Regions from separate parts of the Homo sapiens genome. Here region 2 is linked to region 1. Evidence: chromatin loops called from intact Hi-C (ENCODE). Cell type or tissue: CD14-positive monocyte. All regions are shown on one strand. Region 1 has its middle 22 kb from the start of CSF2RA. Region 2 has its middle 18 kb from the start of IL3RA.

The links. Hi-C counts contacts between places; a loop is a spot of excess contacts. Peaks named below come from ENCODE experiments on the same cell type or tissue, not always from the same donor. Only the 100,000 strongest peaks of a DNase experiment are listed, where the experiment ranks them.
Region 2: a loop joins it to region 1, with 4 times the contacts of the local background. A loop is called at or near these places in 9 of 110 quality-filtered maps.

Annotation. Positions count from the first base shown.
Region 1 is chrX:1,245,597-1,248,096 of GRCh38, forward strand. No RefSeq gene overlaps it. Among named protein-coding and RNA genes, the nearest start is that of CSF2RA, 22 kb to the right of the region's middle. In CD14-positive monocyte, a CTCF peak has its summit at 1,344 (motif pointing right); a DNase peak (open chromatin) is centred at 1,355.
Region 2 is chrX:1,317,764-1,320,263 of GRCh38, forward strand. It overlaps a transcript of CSF2RA not described here. Among named protein-coding and RNA genes, the nearest start is that of IL3RA, 18 kb to the right of the region's middle. In CD14-positive monocyte, a CTCF peak has its summit at 1,147; no DNase peak of the experiment used is centred here; H3K27ac peaks cover 510 bases.

The DNA.
Region 1 (2,500 bases):
GCCAGGCTGGTCTCGAACTCCTGGCCTCAGGTGATCCACCTGCCTTGGCCTCCCAAAGTGCTAGGATGACAGGCGTGAGCCACTGCGCCCAGCCTATAAACGGGTTATTAATGAGCTCTCCAGCCAGGCAAACTTGAAAGCTCCAGGGCAGCCTTTCCGTGGCCGACGACGAGCAGAAGAAGCAGAAGATGGGAGATGCAGCAGGATAATTTGTTAAGGGGTGAAATGTACGTTGAGTTCCCAACTTCCAGTCTCTGTGAATATTGGGACCTTATTTGGAAATGTAATTAAAATGTAAATTGAGATGACATCATTTTTGATTAAGGTGAGTCATAAATCCCATGAGTGTAGGTCTAAGAGACAGAAGGGGCCGGGCGCGGTGGCTCACGCTTGTAATCCCAGCACTTTGGGAGCCCGAGGCAGGCGGATCACCTGAGGCCAGGAGATCGAGACCAGCCTGGCCAACATGGTGAAACCCTGTCTCTACTAAAAATACAAAAATTAGCTGGGCGTGGTGGCAGGCGCCTGTAATTCCAGCTATTCCAGAGGCTGAGGCAGGAGAATCGCTTGAACCCGGCAGGCGGAGGTTGCAGTGAGTCAAGATCGAGCCACTGCACTCCAGCCTGGCGACAGAGTGAGACTCCATCTCAAAAAAAAAAAAAAAAAAAAAAGAGACAGAAGAGGAGACACAGACAGGGGAGGAGGCCACGTGGAGACGGAGGCAGAGACTGCAGTGAGGTGGCCACAGTCCCAGGGACGCCTGGAGCCCCCAGGAGCTCGAAGAGGCAGGAAGGATCCTCCCCTAGAGCTTCTAAAAGGAACCAAACCAAACTGCAGTGGGTTGAATGGGGATCCCCCAAAGACATGTCCAGGTCCTAAACCTTAGAATCCGTGAATAGGACCTCATTTGGAAATAGGGTCTTTGCAGATGTGTTTAAGGGAAGGATCTCAAAATGAAATCGCCTTGCATTGGAGTTGGACTCTAAATCCAATGAGGGGTGACCCCATAAGAGACAAAGAGGAGACACAGACACAGAGGAGGCCACGTGGAGATGGTGACAGAGACTGCAGTGAGGCGGCCACAAACCCAGGGACGCCTGGAGCCCCCAGGAGCTGGGAGAGGCAGGAAGGACCCTCCCCTAGAGCCTCCAGAGGGAGCACAGTCCTGAGACACCTGGATCTCAAGACTCCTGGTCTGCAGGCCTCAGAGAGGATACATTCCAGTTGTTTTAAGGCCCTCGGTTTGTTCTGTCCACCCCAAGAAACTACACACCCTACAAATGAGGACTCCAAGCCTCATTCTCCCGGCACCGCACGCCTGCAAACATAGGCATGGCCAGCAGGTGGCAGTCGAGTCCCCAAAAAGAAATTGCGTGGCTTAAGGTTCCGGGATTTGAATAAATACGGTAATAAAAATCCGGCGGGCGGATCACGAGGTCAGGAGTTCGAGACCAGCCTGGTCAACATGGTGAAACCCTGTCTCTACTAAAAATACAAAAAATTAGCCGGGGGTGGTGGCAGGCGCCTGTAGTCACTGCTACCGGGAGGCTGAGGCAGGAGAATGGCATGACCAGGGAGGCGGAGCTTACAGTGCTCTAAAAAAAAAAAAAAATCAGGCGGGCGGATCACAAGCTCAGGAGTTCGAGACCAGCCTGACCAACATGGTGAAACCCCGTCTGTACTAAAAATACAAAAAATTAGCCGGGGGTGGTGGCGGGTGCCTGTAATCCCAGCTACTCGGGAGGCTGAGACAGGAGAATCGATTGAACTCAGGAAGCAGAGGATGCAGCGAGCCAAGATCGCGCCACTGCACTCCAGCCTGAGCAACAAAGCGAGACTCCATCAAAAAAAAAAAAAAAAAAACCCACAGTGTAAGGGGTCCCAATGCAGACCTCAACAGAGGGTTCTTGGATGTCGTGCAAGAAATTATTCGAGCCAGGCGCGGTGGCTCACGCCTGTAATCCCAGCACTTTGGGAGGCTGAGGTGGGTGGATCACCAGAGATCAGGAGTTCGAGACCAGCCTGGCCAACATGGAGAAACCCCGTCTCTACTAAAAATACAAAAAATTAGCTGGGCGTGGTGGTGCACACCTGTAATCCCAGCTACTCGGGAGGCTGAGGCAGGAGAATCGCTTGAACCTGGGAGACGGAGGTTGCCGTGAGCCGAGATCGCGCCATTGTACTCCAGCCTGGGCAACAGGAGCAAAACTCTATCTCAAAAAAGAAAAGAAAAGAATCTCAAGAAAGAAAGAAGGGAGGGAGGGACGGAGGAAGGAAGGAAGGAAGGAGAGAGAGAGAGAGAGAGAGAGAGGGAGGGAGGGAGAGAGAGAGAGAAAGAAAGAAGGAAAAGAAAGAAAGAGAAAGAAAGAAAAAGAAAGAGAGAGAAGAGAAGAGACAGCCTGTACTACCCACCCGTTGAGTTGAGGGGTGAAGAGAAGAGAAGAGAGGAGAGGGGAGGGGAGAGGAGGGGAGAGGAGGGGAGGGGAGGGGAGGATAGGGG
Region 2 (2,500 bases), 72 kb after region 1:
AATGGGGCTTGGATCTTCTCTCCTGGAGTGGGAAAAGAGGAATTCTATTGAGGGAAAGTAAGAGATTGCTAGGAAGATCCTTTGCCCAGGCTGGAGTGCAGTGGCGACTCTTGGCTCACGGCAGCCTCAACATCCCAGGCTTAAACAATCCTCCCACCTCGGCCTCCTTAGTAGCTTGGATGACAGGCATGCACAACCATGACTGGCTAATTTTTTTCTTTTCTTTTTTTTTCTTTTTTTTGTGAGACAGAGTCTCACTGTGTCACCCAGGCTGGAGTGCAGTGGAGCGATCTCGGCTCACTGCAACCTCCACTTCCCGGGTTCAAGCGATTCTCCTGTCTCAGCCTCCCGAGTAGCTGGGACTACAGGCACCCGCCACCACGCCCGGCTAATTTTTTTTTTTTAACTTTTTTTTTTGAGACAGAGTTTCATTCTAGTTGCCCAGGTTGGAGTGCAATGGCGTGATCTTGGCTCACTGCTACCTCTGCTTCCCGGGTTCAAGTGATTCTCCTGCCTCAGCCTCCCAAGTAGCTGGGATTACAGGCATACGCCACCACACCCAGCTAATTTTGTATTTTTAATAGAGACGGGGTTTCACCATGTTGGCCAGGCTGGTCTTGAACTTTCTACCTCACGTGATCCGCCCACCTCGGCCTCCCAAAGTGCTGGGATTACAGGCGTGAGCCACTGCGCCAGGCCGAAGCTGAACTTTTGTCTCCACTGGCCAAAGGGTGGTTGCACCTTCTCCTCTTACCCCCAGGCCGTTGGACTTTGCCCCACTCCCCCTGAGCCGCCGATAGCCCCTCCTGAGAGAAAGGATAGAAAAGACTTTGGAGAGGTTTGCAGATGTCTGGGAAGACAATTGCAAAGCTGACCGGGCGCGGTGGCTCACGCCTGTAATCCCAACACTTTGGGAGGCCGAGGCAGGCAGATCACAAGGTCAGGAGATCGAGACCCTCCTGGCTAACACGGTGAAACCCCATCTCTACTAAAAGTACAAAAAATGAGCCTGGCATGGTGGCGGGCACCTGTAATCCCAGCTACTCGGGAGGCTGAGGCAGGAGAATGGTGTGAACCCGGGAGGCGGAGCTTGCAGTGAGCCGAGATCGTGCCACTGCACTCCAGCCTGGGTTACAGAGCAAGACTCCATCTCAAAAAAAAAAAAGAAAGAAAATTGCAAAGCTTCCTTTCGCCCCCTGGTGATGATGATCCTTTATTTATTTTATTTTATTTTATTTTATTTATTTTTTGAGACTGAGTCTTGGTCTGTCACCCAGGCTGGAGTACAGTGGCATGATCTCGGCTCACTACAACCTCCGCCTCCCGGGTTCAAGCGATTCTCCTGCCTCAGCCTCCCTAGTAGCTGGGATTACAGGTGCCCGCCACCACGCCTGGCTAATTTTTGTATTTTTAGTAAAGACAGGGTTTCACCATGTTGGCCAGGCTGGTGTTGAACTCCTGGCCTCAGGTGATCCACCCGGCTCGGCCTCCCAAAGTGCTGGGATTGTAGACATGAGCCACCATGCCCGGCCTCCTTTTTAAATTTTTGAGACAGCATCTTGCTCCTTTGCCCAGGCTGGAGTGCACGATCATGGCTCACTGTAGCCTCAGACTCCCCGGCTTAGCGATCCTCCTCTCTCAGTCTCCTGAAGTAGCTGGGACCACAGCTGAACGTCACCACACCCGGCTAATTTTTGTATTTTTAGTACAGACGGGGTCTCACTATGTTGCCCAGGCTGGTCTCCAACTTCTGGCCTCAAGCGATCCACCCTCCTCGGCCTCCCAAAGTGATGGGTCTACAGGCATGAGCCACCATGCCTAGCCCAAGTTTTTTGTAGAGATGGAATCTCACTATGTTACCCAGACTGGTCTTGACTGCTAGGCTCCAGTGATCCTCCTGCCTCAGCCTCCCAAAGTTCTGGAATTACAGCCATTCTTCACGCCTTTGCTGTTTTTTTTTTTTTTTTTTTAGACAGAGTCTCACTCTGTCGCCCAGGCTGGAGTGCAGGGGCAAAATCTTGGCTCATTGCAACCTCTGCCTCCCAGGTTCAAGCGATTCTCCTACCTCACCCTCCCGAGTAGCTGGGATTACAGGCACGTGCCACCACGCCTGGCTAATTTGTTTGTTTGTTTGTTTGTTTGTTTGTTTTGAGATGGAGTCTCGCTCTGTCCCCCAGGCCAGAGTGCAGTGGCACGATCTCGGCTCACTGCAAGCTCTGCCTCCTGGGTTCACGCCATTCTCTTGCCTCAGCCTTCCGAGTAGCTGGGACTACAGGTGCCCGCCACCACGCCTGGCTAATTTTTTGCATTTTTAGTACAGACGGGATTTCACCATGTTAGCCAGGATGGTCTCGATCTCCTGACCTCGTCATCCACCTGCCTCGGCCTCCCAAAGTGCTGGGATTACAGGCATGAGCCACTGCGCCCGGCCTGTTTGTATTTTTATTAGAGATGGAGTTTCAGCATGTTGGTCAGGCTGGTCTCGAACTCCTGACCTCAG